Linked DNA regions of Homo sapiens: region 2 is linked to region 1. Evidence: read pairs that join two places in POLR2A ChIA-PET (ENCODE). Cell type or tissue: PC-3. All regions are shown on one strand. Links, peaks and the distances in the headings refer to the core of each region. The heading gives the core; the rest is flanking DNA.

The links. ChIA-PET counts read pairs that join two places held together with the same protein. Peaks named below come from ENCODE experiments on the same cell type or tissue, not always from the same donor. Only the 100,000 strongest peaks of a DNase experiment are listed, where the experiment ranks them.
Region 2: POLR2A ChIA-PET joins it to region 1 with 5 read pairs; 1 of 35 experiments calls an interaction of 5 or more read pairs at or near these places.

The regions. Positions count from the first base shown.
Region 1 is chr10:65,309,161-65,317,511 of GRCh38, forward strand. No RefSeq gene overlaps it. Among named protein-coding and RNA genes, the nearest start is that of LINC01515, 260 kb to the right of the region's middle. In PC-3, for the core only: no CTCF peak of the experiment used is centred there; a DNase peak (open chromatin) is centred at 4,451.
Region 2 is chr10:65,616,599-65,624,949 of GRCh38, forward strand. The region is part of intron 3 of LINC01515 (long intergenic non-protein coding RNA 1515); the gene reads left to right. Among named protein-coding and RNA genes, the nearest start is that of LINC01515, 49 kb to the left of the region's middle. In PC-3, for the core only: no CTCF peak of the experiment used is centred there; a DNase peak (open chromatin) is centred at 4,243.

The DNA of each region.
Region 1 (8,351 bases), core at 15-8,014:
ATCAGCAACATCTTTTTACCTGTTGAATCAAATGGCTTTTTAAAATTCTCCTCTTTAGCACTGATTATTTAAGTAATTCACCATAAAATTCTTCTGCTCTGTGTTTTAGATTATAACTCTTTCCTAATTCCTCATTTTTGACAGTTTCTTTTTAGTTGATTACTCTTTTTCAAGTTGTGTAAATAAGCATGCAATCACCAAGACTCCATCTTTAATATTTTCATTTCCCACTCACATTCTATCCTAGAAATCTCATTCAGTCATAGAAATTTAACTTTTGCTTGTATGGTGAACATTCCCTGATAAATGTTTGTAATGAGCTATAGTACCCATGTATGTAAAGTTCCTGGAGGAATTTCAAACTCATAAAGTCCCAATCAAGCACTAATTTTCTCCTCTAAAATATCTCTTATTTCCAATCATGTTATAAATTGGGAAACTATAGAAATAATAATAATATTTTAAACTTTTTTTCTTCAGTCTCAGATCCAAATTTTCATACTGTTCTCTTAGTATTACCTCTGCAATATCTCTAGAGTCTAAAAATCAATATTTATTTCCACTACCACCATCTTAATGAGTTTTTGACTGGATAATTACTGTTGTAGCCTAACTTCTTCTTCCCTTGTATGTATTTCTTTTGCCATAAGCCTTATTATTAAAAACATAATTATAATTATACTTTTTTTAAGCTAAAAAGTTCAAGCATGTATTAAGCAACTACTATTTGCATGTCACTTTTCCAGACAGCTCCATATGCCTTAAAGATATCTCTGGGATGCTATTTGTATAATTCAAAGTCCTACCTTGTCATATACACACACTATTATAGAATTATTAATTTTCTCTAGCCTCTCAAATTTGGCAAATCCCATTGTGCACATGCATTTATCACAGAATAAAACCCCACACATGCACATATACACATCTTGTTAGTGGGGGCTTCATGTCAGATATGGTTAGACTTTGTGTCCCCACCCAAATCCCCTCTTGAATTGTAATCTCCAATTGTTCAAGGAGAGACCTGATGGGAGGTGATAGGATCATAGGGGCAGTTTCCCCTATCATATTCTCATGAAAGTGAGTGAGTTTTCATGAGATCTGATGGTTTTATAGGAGCTTTTCCCCCTTCGCTTTCTATCACATGCTCTCTTGCCTGCTTCTATGTAAGATGTGACTGTTTCCTTTACACCTTCCACCATGATTGTAAGTTTTTTGTGGTCTCCCCAGCCATGCAGAGCTGTGAGTCAATTAAACCTCTTCTATTTATGAATTACTCAGTCTTGGGTAGTATTTTTATAGCTGTGTGAAAATGGACCAATACAGTGTTTAATTTAAATATGCCAGTGTTTGAATTTTTTAAAGCCATATTTATTTGGCTATTATTACTGCTATCATCATACTCTACAGCTGTATATTTTGCATTATTGATAATTTCTAAACTACTTTTAAAGAACACAGTTTTTTTAAAAAAAATCAAGTTTAGATCTACTGCATTGTTCCTGAACCCCAAGTCACAAAATTAGCATAATATTTTGATTTAGGCTAGGCTTCTGGATGAATCAAATACAAAATCATGCTAAAAAGATACACTTACAACCCAAACACAAGGGATTTTCATAGGGAGAAATAAAGGAAAATAATCCCAATCAAACATGATCTTGTAACTAAACATTATAAGACACAAAAATAATCAATATTCATTTCTTGAAGTCTATTTATCAGACAAAGTAAATAGTAGGGGTAATTGGATCTCAATAATGTATATGTGAGTAGAATATAAAATGATTATGTTTATAATAATTATATAAATTAGTTAAATAATTAAACCATTTATAAGAAAAGAAAAACAATCTTTAAAAGGACAAGCAGATTGGGAAGTAACAGTATACTCATTCTAGAAATGTTTTTTAAAATATTGAAAAGAAAAACATAAAATGATATATTAGACCCAGAGGAAGACTATATCCACTGAAAGATAGATGTTGAAAACCATTTTATAAGGCAGTCTAGAGAAATAAAGAGATGGAAAAGATGTGAATGTTAAGAAATAATGTCCTTGGATTCAGGAAGCATGACAAGTTCTGAGGAACAAAATAAAAATAAATTCACACCTAGAAATGCCAGCAAATCTTTAGTACATCAAAAGCATGTCGTCACTTTTAAAAGTAAAAAGCTTGAACACCAGTCTAAAAACCATCATTTGAAAAGCAAAAATCAGATACCAAGTAATATTAAAATATTTTTAAAATGTGAGTAAAAATAAATATCAATACAAGACTATATACTCTATTAAGTTATCAATAAGAATAAGAAAGAAAAACTAAAAACATTTTTGTTGAATAATAGAAAAGTTTTAGAAATGTAGGACCTATGGACCCATTTTTTCATGAATTTTCTATTACTATCAGTGGTAGGGTATTAGATTATTATTAACACTTAACTAAAATTGTTAGACTAATAAAACATTTCATTATTTTTATTTCAAACTCAATAGCACCAGAGTAATGATCTATAATGTTGAAATTTTGTATTTTCCTGAAAATACTATAGTGAAATCTTGGGAAGAAATTCTTTAAAACAGTAATAGAGCTTCCTTGATAAATGTTGATAAGAGATATGAGACAGGAAAGCAATCTATACACCTAGCATACATGTTTTATATATGTCTATTGTAGCATTTTTTCCACAATGTAGCATGATTATTTGTTCACAGGTCAGTCTGTTTTTTGAAGATGTCTTCATTTAAAATTAGTATTGGTATTTGTATGTTACATAGAGTAATACATAAACTTTAATTTATAATGTTCTTTATATAGTATATGTTCTCTCCATAGTGTTTTCATGAAATCGTTAATCAAGTTTTTAGATATGTAATATTATTGAAATCACCTTTGCAAACTTATGACAGTAAGAGAAATCTGACATAATTGTTTCCATCTTGCTTCTAACCTCCAACCAGTCCTTGGTCCTTGGTCATTCCTGGGTGTAGGACAAGCTAACTTTGGTAGAAATTTAGTGTATAGTTTAACCTTAAAGCAAAGAGGATGGTAGCCTTTCCCCAAAACTAAATGGCCTTTGTAGAACTAATGATAGGCCATAAGGATAGGAGTATGAGAGGGGCCTGAATTCTGCTAGATGTAGGCATGGTTAAATGATAACCAGTCATTGTTCTGGAGGTCTCAAGTTTTATAATTTTGCCAATTATTCCTGTGGATAACATCACTATTGTATAAAGTAACATTGGTCTTTTGAGATTTTTTTCAAATGTCTGCATTTCTGTTTTTTTTTTTTTTTTTTTTTTTGACGGAGTCTCCCTCTGTCACCCAGGCTGGAGTGCAATGGCACAATCTCCGCTCATTGCAACCCCCACCTCCCAGGTTCAAGAAATTCTCCTGCCTCAGCCTCCTGAGTAGCTGAGATTACAGGCATATGCCACCACGCCTGGCTAATTTTTGTATTCTTAGTAGAGACAGGGTTTCACCATATTGGCCAGGCTGGTCTTGAACTCCTAACCTCATGATCCACCAGCCTCAGCCTCCCAAAGTGCTAAGATTACAGGTGTGAGCCACCCTGCCCAGCCAAATTTCTGCATTTCTAAACCCACAACTCACGATTCAATCAGTCCTGTGGCCCCACCCAGAAGGGGATTCAGCATACAAGGACCATTTCCCAAATCCCTATGATTTCATCCCCAACCAATCGACAGTCCCCCTTCCCTATCCCCCTGCCACCATACAGTCCTTGAAAAACCATAGCCTCTGAGCCTTTGGGGAGACTGATTTGAGTGATAAGTCCAGTTCTCCCATGTGGGCTGGTCTCACATCAATTAAACTCTTTACTTCAAGCCATTGTCTCAGTGAATTAATTTTTGTCTGTGCAGCTGGCAGGAAGAACCCATTGGGTGATTACATTCTTTGCATTTAACATACAAAGAAACTGAAATTTATAAGCATAATTTATTGCACAAGTTGACATGGTAAGTTGTACAGGAGTGAGTCAGGTCTTCTAACTCTTAATTCAGTGTTCTGTATACTTTACCATAAATCTCCATGGACCTAATGATTTTGCTCTCATGTTATATTGTAAGACATATTTTATAAATAGGGTGTTTTTAATAGAGAATTTTAATGAATAATTATTTAAATGTAGTATACATATATATAAATATGCCTGAAATATTTTTTAGATCAGCTGTAATAAGCAATTTCTTTAACTTGGTTTTATTGTCTTCCCATTAAAAAATAATTTAAAATTGTGGATGGCTACGTAACATTGCAAAATATTTTACTCCTAGAATATCTCTTACTCATTCAACAATTTTTTAATTGTCTTCTTATGTTACTTATTGCAGTGCCTATGGGACTTAGCTACATCCCACCTGGCTTTTGTTGCCTAATAAAATGCCTACATGACATAGCTGAATTCCTACTTAGCCTTAGCTCTACTTATTTTTAGGAAACCAATGTCTGTGGTCAGAAGTTCTTTCTTATGACTAAACCAGTCAGCGCTGGCAAAATTCACAGTGGCAGCTTACTCAACCTCTGAAGAATATCTAACTTCATTATAATCCAATTTCCATACTAAATTACATGTCACCTGGCACCATGATAGTAGACTATCACCATGACAATGACTGAGAGAGACTAAAAAAAGGACGGAAAAGAGGTGACTCCCTGATTCCAGAAGAATCTCCATATTTTCCCAAGAAAAGCATAAATATTGCCCCCCTTGCTTTTAACACCCAACTATTTTATTAAAGATACCCTGTATCTATAGCTTCTTGGTTCTTGGGAGCTGAGAAGTAGATGTGGGAGCTGCACTCCGACTTCTCTGTTTCAGGCCATCAAATAAAGCCCACGCTGCTCAGTGCCCACTTAGTGTTTCCCGTATTTGCTTTGTGACACCAAACAGGAAAGAGCTCACCTATTCAGGTAACTGGGATCTTCAGGTAACTGGGATCACCAGGTAACACTTACTGAATATTGAAGGTTACTAGTTAAAGACACCAGTCCTATCATCACATGTTAATACACACTAGCAGAGCAGATAGTATCTATACAGACGCCCATCATGATGAGCAAAATAGAAGAGATCTATCGTAAGAGAGACCACCATAGATAGAATTCTTATGGAAATTCAAAGAACAGTAGGAGTCTTTCTGGCTAGGGTATCTGGTAATGCTACATGAATAGGTAGCATTTAGATGAGGGGAAAGAACAAAGGTACAGAGGTGACTACATAATTGCAGGAGTGTAAAGATCAGAAGCATGCCAAGTCCAGTTTGAGGCAATGTACAATGAGTAAGTAGAATTAAATATAACAGTGAAGACACATTGTGGAGACCGAGGGCCAGGTCATAGTGCGCTAATGCTTTCAGATTGTATTTGAAAGCCAGTGGAAAATCATGACTAGATGTATGCTACCAGTGTGGATATCATATAGCACAGAGAATTATAGCAGGCTTATTTTCTAAAACAGACTTAAAGCTTTTATATTTTCTATGTTTCTTCCCCAACTTCCCTGTATGGTATAATAGCAAGAGTCATAATGCAGTGGAAAGAACTCTGACTTTGGAAGAAAACTTGATACTATTCCTCTTCTTTAATGTATTAACCAAAAGTATGTTAATTTCTCAGTGTCCCTGTTTCTACATCTGTAAAAGAAAAAATGTGGAAAACATCTGTCAAGAAAGCTCCAGGATCTGAAGTCTAAGGAATCACTAAGAAATGTACTGATGAAAGAAAGGAAGTAAATTATTCTCTGATTGTCACAACTGTTAGCATTCCAAATATATCAAATAATTTCTACCACTGATTCTATCTCAAAATTATTTCTAACCCAAATTAATAAGAGATGTGTCTGGGAATATGAATAAATTAATTACTTGTGCGAACCAGATTAAAATGACAACTGTGCTTAACCATTAGGTCTATAATTTTCTTTTTCGCCACTTTTTTTCTGCTGTATTTATATCCAGGTGACTTTCCACTTCATTTCTCAAGTGTTAAGTATTGAACACTAGTAAATTCTGCAACTGCTTCCACTCCCAACTCATGCAATCTTTACTGAATACCTCTTGAGACTGCACACATTTATAACAGCCTATTCTTTTTTTTAACCTCTTTTTGACCTTTCTTAAGTTTCTTGCGTTAGAACTAACCAGACTCACCTTTACTATTTATTTTGACTGACAGACTGACCATGTGGGAATAAAGCAGCAATGACTCTCCCAAAATTCTCTTAACATTGTCTATTTTACTTTACACGAAAAATTATTCCTGTCTTAGGTATTTTAATACCAATATCATGTTTCTTGTTTTGTTTTGTATGTTTGTTTCACGTTTTTTCCAGATCCGTGCCTGTATAGAACCACCACAAAATGTGTAACATTGAATGACATTTGAGATTAAGAAGGCAACAATAATATTATGTATCTATTATAAAGAAGAATGCCACAAAAACTCCCTGGGACCCTCTGCTCATTATATTTATAATGCTGCAAGGAGGAACTTAAATGATCATTTTTGCACCTTATTATTATTTTTTAATTGGAGACAGAGTCTTGCTTTGTGGCTCAGGCTGGAGTGCGGTGGCACAATCTTGGCTCACTGCAGTCTTGACCTCCTGGGCTCCAGTAATCTTCTTGCTTCAGTCTCCCAAGTAGCTAAGTCTACAGGCATGTGCCACCATGCCCGGCTAATTTTTGTATTTTTTGTAAGACGGGGTTTCACCGTGTTGCCTAGGCTGGTCTCAAAGTTCTGAGCTCAAGGGATCTGCCTACTTTGGCCTCCCAAAGTGCTGGGATTACAGGCTTTTGCATTTATTCTCATAACTAGTTAAGGCCAGAGTGGTAAATTCCTGTGTGCAACTAGAAATTAACACTAGAATATGTCAGGGTAAAGGAATGGGTACCGCTGGGGTTCTTATATCAGCTTCAGATTCTTATGCAAGGCAGGCAATCAGAATTGAAGAAATGACTGAGATTAAAAAATAAGGCATAAACCAATATTTGACAATTATTTTTATTTCCTGCTATTCTGAGAAATGGATTTTATAGTCAATGATTTTCTAAGGAAACGAGAGCCAAGCCAGCACCAAAACCTCACAGCTCTGACAACGGTACCTTTTGAATATTCCATTTCTGAAATTTTATTTAAAAACTTAATTTCACATATAACCTACAGATCTTGGTATACAAAGGTTTTCAGGCAAAAATTTGTTAATAATACCCACGAAGTGAATAATTTTTGGCGGAAAACCTCGGTGAGGACTCTGTCAGAGAGGAGTTGAGCTTCAGCACAATGTCCTGAGGCTTCCTTTAAGCTACTACAAAGGGTCATTTGACCTAAACTACTTCAAAGGCTCAGTCATCAGGCATTCACCCTATTAACGTTACATGATCTCTCCAGACGTTAAAATAAATAAAATACAAAGTATTGAATAAAATATTTCTTACAAAAGAAAATTGTGATTCTGCATTGAATTTAGGTTGAAATGCTAAACATGAGTGAGTAACAAGAAAAGAGAGAAATTATTATTAGGATTACAAAACAAATGCTTTGCCAGAGTCTTGATTTTCAAGTAATTTGAGGGACATTGTGGAATATAGAAGCTTCTCTTTCTTCTTCCATAAAGAAGTGAATAAGTAATACTATTATTGTTGCATATATAAGTCAAAATAGATTCATTAGGATCATTAATGAATGTTGAATATTCAAAAATGCAACACGAATACTAGCAATTTCAAAGCTGGTAAATAATATTCCAGATGTATGCATGCATTAGTTTTCTAATACTTTCTGCACAAAGAAAATGAGGAAGGGCCTTTTTTCTCTTAGGAAATTAACACCAGTACAAAAAGAGGCCATCTCTGGAAATGTGCCTGAAGATTTAGATGAAACTTCCACTAGCTACTAAATGTGGCTTTTTCAGGCCTATATTTCAAACATGTCCACTGTCTCTCTGGCATTTTCAGTTTGTTTTCATGTATTTAGATATAAAAAACACAAAGAAGAAAGAAAAATCATTTATAATTTTACATCCAAAACATAACCCCTGCTAAACCTATTGGTGTATTATTATTAAACCTATTTCAGGGAGATTTTTATTCCTATTGACAGTGAGGGTATATAATTCTAAATAATTCAAAATTTAAAATACTTACTTGTAGCTATTTTGTAAATGTCATTATGAAAGGCTAAAACAATACTTAATGCTATGGATTTTATATAAGTTGATTCAGTCATCATACATTTAAAATGTCTTCAGTTACCAGGCAGCTAATATAGAAAATAGAAAGGAAAGGAATTTTTATTAAAAATATTGTGCAAGCATATTTAGGAGGAATT
Region 2 (8,351 bases), core at 227-8,226, 310 kb after region 1:
CTTTTTTCATTTGTCTCAAAAACGAAGCCCTAAGCAAGCTTTGCAAATGGCAAGAGTAATAACAGTTGAGTCATGAACCTAAGGCTCTTAGTGTTAATGCTCTAATTCATTAAACCAACTGTTTTCCTGATGGAAGTCATTTTCTAAATGGTTTCTAAGCCAAAATGCCTGGCATAATTAAAATTTAAATTTTGGTTATTTTCTTCACTCTCCCCCATTTTTTAAATTCTTTTATTTATTTATTTATTTTTTATTATTATTATACTTTACGTTTTAGGGTACATATGCACAATGTGCAGGTTAGTTACATATGTATACATGTGCCATGCTGGTGTCCTGCACCCATTAACTCATCATTTAGCATTGGGTATATCTCCTAATGCTATCCCTCCCCACTCCCCCAACCCCACAACAGTCCCCAGAGTGTGATGTTTCCCCCCAGTGTCCATGTGATCTCATTGTTCAATTCCCACCTATGAGTGAGAATATGCGGTGTTTGGTTTTTTGTTCTTGCGATAGTTTACTGAGAATGATGATTTTCAATTTCATCCATGTCCCTACAAAGGACATGAACTCATCATTTTTTATGGCTGCATAGTATTCCATGGTGTATATGTGCCACATTTTCTTAGTCTAGTCTATCATTGTTGGACATTTGGGTTGGTCCCAAGTCTTTGCTATTGTGAATAGTGCCGCAATAAACATACATGTGCATGTGTCTTTATAGCAGCATGATTTATAGTCCTTTGGGTATATACCCAGTAATGGGATGGCTGGGTCAAATGGTATTTCTAGTTCTAGATCCCTGAGGAATCACCACACTGACTTCCACAATGGTTGGAACTAGTTTACAGTCCCACCAACAGTGTAAAAGTGTTCCTATTTCTCCACATCCTCTCCAGCACCTGTTGTTTCCTGACTTTTTAATGATCGCCATTCTAACTGGTGTGAGATGGTATCTCATTGTGGTTTTGATTTGCATTTCTCTGATGGCCAGTGATGATGAGCATTTTTTCATGTGTATTTTGGCTGCATAAATGCCTTCTTTTGAGAAGTGTCTGTTCATGTCCTTCGCCCACTTTTTGATGGGGTGGTTTGTTTTTTTCTTGTAAATTTGTTTGAGTTCGTTGTAGATTCTGAATATTAGCCCTTTGTCAGATGAGTAGGTTGCGAAAATTTTCTCCCATTTTGTAGGTTGCCTGTTCACTCTGATGGTAGTTTTTTTTGCTGTGCAGAAGCTCTTTAGTTTAATTAGATCCCATTTGTCAATTTTGGCTTTTGTTGCCATTGCTTTTGGTGTTTTAGACATGAAGTCCTTGCCCATGCCTATGTCCTGAATGGTAATGCCTAGGTTTTCTTCTAGGGTTTTTATGGTTTTAGGTCTAACGTTTAAGTCTTTAATCCATCTTGGATTAATTTTTGTATAAGGTGTAAGGAAGGGATCCAGTTACAGCTTTCTACATATGGCTAGCCAGTTTTCCCAACACCATTTATTAAATACTTTGTATCAAATACAACTCTTCAAAATGTATGACAATTTTCTTATTTGATAATTTTAATTTCATGATTTACAAAATTAAGCTCACTAAATATGAAGAAAATTCACAACTGAATGTATTCTAAATCCTAGGGAAACATTCCCTAAATTGAGTCATTTAATAGTTCTGGAACAGGGATCAGCAAATTTTGGCCTGCAACCAATTTTTTAAAATAACGTTTGTTTACATATTACTATAGCTGCTATTTTTGTGCTACCATGGCAGAGTTGAAGGAAAGGAAAAGAAAGGAAAGCAAATGCTTCCTTCTCCATAGTACTCAGATGCCTGCCAAGGTGCTGGAGCTATGTGACATAGAAAGAATTTAGTAGTTGTTTTTTTTTTTTCTCCTCAGATTCCTACTATCCTATAAAATTGGAACTTTAGTCTTTTTAATGGAAAGATGATTTCATTCTTCCATTCATTTTGATAGGTTTGTCCCAATAACAGGAATATGATTTAAGTCAGCTATAACTGTGTCCACAGTTTTCTTTGTTAATATCACAAATCTCTTGTTTTAGAACATAGGATGAGACAAGACAAGATCTTTTATATGGCTGGTTTGGAAAGTGTCTGCTATGGAGACCCAAATTTTCCCACATTTAAGTACAGAGGTGAATTTGGTGGGGCAGGGGTGGAGTCGGGGGTGGATAGTATCAAACCTAACTTTGACCTTCAGTTCAAACCAAGTTCTTCAATAGACTTCTTCTAGTAATATACACAGAAACTGGTATTTGGATTCCTATTTTTTTTTTTCTAAATCACCCAATTGACTGAGAATTTGGAGATAGGGGAACAGAATTAATATTATGCCCTAACTCCAGCCCCAACCCTCTAACTTTAGCACTCCTGGGGCTGACCAGGAATTTCCCCTGGCCAGGAAAGAAACACATTTACCACCAAATCCAATACGTCAAGTGGACAAAAATTTGTAAATTGAGAGGAGAAGTACTTCTCTCGCTTTAGCACACACTGTTTAGCCCATAAAGTAGAATCATTTTCTTTGTGGAAGCATAGAGAGAACATCTCCCTTCTCTTCACATCTAGCCCAAAGCTTGGTCCCTTCAGACCCTCTTGGCCTTGAGGGCACACTGTGATTGACAAGTGGGAAGAAAGTCAGAATTCCTTTTGTGGCTGCAATAGAAAGATATTCTTCTGAAAAATGAATTCCACTATTTATATGTGAATATAGAGAAATTCAGGGCTAGCTTCATGGATACATGACCTGTGCACTTGTACAGAGTCCCATGCTTAGAAGAGTACAATGTTTGGTTTAATATTCTGCTATCCCTGTCTCAAAATAGGCCCAATAAATTAGGTAGCTATCCTGGGTAGGGTATTAGAGTCACATTCTCTTGTTAAGTTCAACCAGAAATAATGTCATATTTTGATGTTTATGTTTTCCCATGTATACTTCTTAATTGCTGCATTTCTCAGTTGGGAAAAAAAATTGGTGTAATATTGCCCACAAAGAATCTTCATTTAAAGTTGGTCAAATTATCATTTATGTTTTCCCCACACAGGATGGGTTACACCCAGAAATCTCACATTTAGTACTTTGCTTAAGCAGATTATTAAATGTCTGTCCATGAATAACTTCTCATAGACTTGCACAACCACAACACATCTTTAGAAGTAAAACCCCAATTTATGTGTGAATAATGATTTGATCACAAATCCAAGTGTAACAATATTTGGACTGAGAATATTGGTGGCACATAATAGTTACTAAATACATCAATTTATTTACATTAAATAAATTAGTTTCACAAAAGACACGATCTAAAATTCTATTTTCATGTAGGAGGCAGTTTGTAAAAAAATATATTATTTGGCTGCTATTAAGAATAACTAATATTATTCTGTAATTATAATTTTAACATGCACCTTTGTTAATAAAACAGCTACCTGAAATGGATATTTTAACTGCCGTATCTGCTTATTCTGGCCTTAAATACTATTTTGGATTAACTAATTCATAAATTTTTAAATTCCTAATCAAGTTGCTAATCACAAAATGCATTTATTTTCAGTAAATTCACAAATTAAGCAGAAAAAAGTATAAACCTAATAAATTGAACTTTTAAATAGTAGTGATTTTTTTCTATCTTCCATTTTTGTTTCATTTTGTTTACAATGACTGAAATTATTTGCTATTTAAATACCTGCATTAGTTAAAGTTAAGATGTTGTAGTAAGGATACTCCAAAATATAGTGGCTTAAATAAAACATTAATACAGTTCTCTCTCATGAGACAGAGCTGAGTGGTGCAAAACAGAACAGCTCTGCTCTATAACACCATTCGAAGACCTGTGTTTCTTTTATTTTCTTACTATGCCGTTTCATAGAGTTGTCCTTGTCTCAACGGTTGAAGCTAGCCACCGCTATATCCAGTCTGCTAGTGGGAAGAAGAAAAGAGGAAGCTTAAGGCAAAAGGCTTCATTTTATTTATTTATTTATTTATTTATTTACTTATTTATTTATTTATTGAGACAGGGTCTTGCTCTGTCACTCAGGCTGGAATGCAGTGGCATAATCATAGTTAACTGCATCTCCAAAGTCCTGGGTGCAAGCAATTTTTCTGTCAGCCCCCTGAGTAGCTGGGACTACAAGTGCACACCTCTATGCCTGGCTAAGAGGTTTCATTTTTAAACAGGTGACCTACAAATCACATGCCTGACTTTTACTCAAATATCATTTTTCCAAACTTAGTCATGAGGCCAAGGCTGTGAGTAAAGTTGGCAGCCATGATCCATGCACCTAACTAAAAGTCAGCAACCAAGAGCGAGAGGGAGAGAGAGAAGGAAGAAAAACCATACTGTGGTTACAATTAATGCTATAATATCTCAAGTGTTTAAGCTGTTGTAACTGACACATAATTCTAATAAGGTCCAAAAGATATGAAGGATTTAGTGTGTACAGCCTCTTAATCCTTGGCTAAACGGAACTAAGTTAAATTAAAAGGTTGGAATTACTATATTCCTTATTTCACTTGTAAATAGCAACATAAAGTACTATTAATAAATACTAGAAACATTTCAAATATGGAATATTATAATCAGGAATTTTATGAGAATTTAGATACCTATATTTGGAGAAGCAATACTTCTCAAAGTTCCATCCCTTGGCCTTGCATTGATCTTTTTGAAGTTGGGTTGTTTGCAACATAAGAATATAATTACAGTGAATATATTTATTTAATATAATTTATGTTCCTTATTCTTAAGTTTTCTCTTTTCTAAAAATTTGATGTTGGTACATTTTCATTAATAAACTGACAATGATATAATAGGTTTTGGATATTGTTGTGAATTCCATATTCCTAAAATATAAGTTGGCCGTCCATTGTGGTCCACCTATTAAAATAAATTAATTAATTAATAAATAGTACTGGTGCATAAGATCCAAAACATTGTGGCCGATAATGTGAAGAATAAATGCGAGTTTTCTCCATTATGAGGTTACATTGCACAATGCAACTCTGAACAAAAGGTATTCCGAAATAAAATCCTATATCTAAGGTAATGTATGATGAAGAAACAACACGGAAGCCTTAAAGGATTTGCCCAAGTTTGCACGATTTGGCAAAGGCATTGCTGGCTCCAGAACACTGGCTTCAGCTTATTTCTTTTTTTTTTCTATTGCATAATAAAAGCAATGTTTTCCATCGTGTAAATGGTGGAACATAATTCCTCTGGATATTATTATTTAAAAAATAAATTGTAAAACATGCCAAATAAGTTCATGAAAAGACTACAGTAAAAATTAAAAAGGAAAACTAGTGTCTTTATTGCAGCCTTTTCTAAACTAAGGTGCTTTGTGAGTTACAAGAGAGGGATAGAGGACAGAGCATTTTACACAGCTTCCTGTCTTTGAATGAGCGTCCCTTTATTTCTGCTTACTGAGAATATTTTTTGAGAAACATTTCTCTCTTGGAAATGATTTTAAGCAGACCGTCAACAAACTTTCAAAAGCTTTCTTGTATCAGTATATTTCAAACTCACACACACCTTAAGTTATGCCATATGACTTGCACATGACATGCAGCATACTGAGATACCATTAACTGAACTTTCCTGTATTCAAGTGTAGGGTTCAAGAGGTGCAAACCAATGTTTACTTTTCTGTTCTTATAAAATTCTGGTGCTTCAGAAGACCAAGAAAATACATGAATTCAGGAACTTTCACCTTTAAGTATTCAAATGGCATTTGGTTTATAACGGGCACTAAAGAAATATGTAACACAGATCACTTACGATAGCATCCTGCTGCAGTCTTTAAAATTAGTCCTCAAGTGATTGAAAACATTAGAGGCACGTCTTTTGTCATTGTTATATGTGAAACCGCAACAGCAACCTACACCTTCCACACACGCACACACACACACACACACACACACACACACACACACAAAATTAAGACAATTGGAGCTAAAAAATACAATATCATAACAGGTTATCCCTTTTTGTACTTGTGCACATTTTTTATCTACTTGCCCTGATTTAGTATTTATTTTTTTTGCTGGGTTCCCATTTTCAATTTTCTTCATCCACCATTTCTTTTGTTTTTTATATGTGCTACTATTCTCACTCATTCTTTTACCCATAAACATAACTCATTCTTACTGAGTCACAAATGGCTCCAAGGCATAGAAATATCTTTAAAAGACCATTTCCAAAGTTCAGAGATTTTTTTTATGTTGGTCAATAAATGCTACATGTTTGGGCTTGATTCACATTTTACAAGAAGAGTAATGGAGATGTGATTGGAGTCAGCTAACAGGTATTTTTTTGGAAAGACGTTTGGTGGAAGTGTCACATTTTATCTTAGTTGACTTGTTTGACGTTTATTAAGTTTCTCTATTGAGGTTTATCTAATGTTTTTCTCTTGATCAGACTGGGGTTATGTGATCTTTTGAAGAAGGCCACAGAGCTAAAGTGCCATTCTCATCAAATTATATAAAAAGTACATATTTTCAACATGACATTACTGTTGATGTTGACCTGAGGTAGTGCTTGTCAGGTTTCACCGCTTTAGAGTCATTCCTTTTTTCCTCTTGCCATACTGTATGCATTGAGTAGTTGCTGAGTGCTGGGCATAGTTTTAAGCACTTTATCTCTACCTCCGCATTTAATCTCTAAAATAAGTCTTTGATATCAGTACTATTGTTTTCCCTACTCTGTCCAGAACGGGGCTAATTTCTCAAGGTCACACAGAATAGTAGGTGATGTAATACAGATTCACACCCATGCAGTCTGACTTCTCTAGTGTCACTCATTCAGAAACTGAGTATTTTCTCCATCGTTTTAAAACGACAATCCTTTCTTTGTCTTGTTTTGTTTTGTTTTGAGAGGAAGTTTTGCTCTGTTGCGCAGGCTAGAGTGCAGTGACGCGATCTCGGCTCACTGCAAACTCCACGTCCGGGGTTCAAGCGATTCTTGTACCTCAGCCTCCTGAATTGCTGGGACTACAGGCATGCGCCACGTGCTCTGCTACTTCTTGTGTTTTTTAGTAGAGACAGGGTTTCGTCATGTTGGTCAGGCTGGTCTTGAACTCCAGACTTAAAGCGATCCACTCGCTTCGGGCTCCCAAAGTGTTGAGATTACGGGCGTGAGCCACCGTGCCCAGCCAGAACTTAATCCTTTCTTTCATTCATTGTACTTTTTTGAATGTACAGCTAATTTGCTTCTTATATTTAAAAAAAAACATTTCTGACATTATGGAAGCTCTCCTAAAAACCTAAAAACTTTATGAAAATTAGGCACTGTTCTATTTGCAATACTTTATCACACAGTATTAAAATTGTACATATTTAAATCTCTCTCACCACTCTAGCTAATAAACTTCTTAAGATCTGGAATTTCATCTCTTATATCCCTGATCTTGTCATTATTTATGCTTGCAATACATCTGAATAAATGCATGTCTACTTTTTGTTATGAGGCTGCAAGCAACTAATACATCTGATTCATATTAATGTTTCATTTTTAATAATTTATACTCAACCACATTGTAGATGTTTAATAATTAATGAATGAATGAGTATGGATCTGTGAAATATGTCTTATCACCCCTATGTGGATGAAATTTGAATGATATTTTTTAAAACAGAAAATAAATATAGGAAGACTAGGTCTAAATTTCCTCAAGATATTTATGCTAGCAATTTGTTTCTCTAAATAGTGTGTAGTCCTTCAATTATTTCAAATTGTTGTAAAGATTCATGGACTTTTATTTTGCTTTGTTTTGTCTTAGTCTACAATTAGTAATTTTTAATTTACCTAATAACTACAGAACCCAAGGTAAATAAGATAATAGTTTTTTTTTACAAAGGAAGATTGAGTAAAAGGGTAAATTTAAAAGAATTGTGGTGGACCAGGCATGATGGCTCATACCTGTAATCCTAGCACTTTGTGGGGTGAAAGCCAGAGGGTCACTTGAGGTCAGGAGTTCAAAACCAGACTGGCAACATAGCAAGACCCTGTCTCAACGACAAAAAAAATATTTAAAAAATTAGCCAGATGCAGTGGCACACATTGTAATTCCAGATAATGGGGAGGCTGAGGTGGGAGGACCCCTTGAGCCCAGGAGTATGAGGCTGCAGTGAGCTATGATCATGCCACTGTATTCCAGCCTGGGGAACAAAGCAAGATCCTGTCTCTAAAATAAAATAAAGTAAAAGTAAAGATTAAAAAAAGAAGTTGTGAATACTGAAACAGAAGAGAATTATTTTAGGTACTTCAATATTTATTTCTGATTTCTTGTCTCTGGCCAAAAGAAAGAGAGGGGGAGTTAAAACTGAAGTGAATTTAGTCC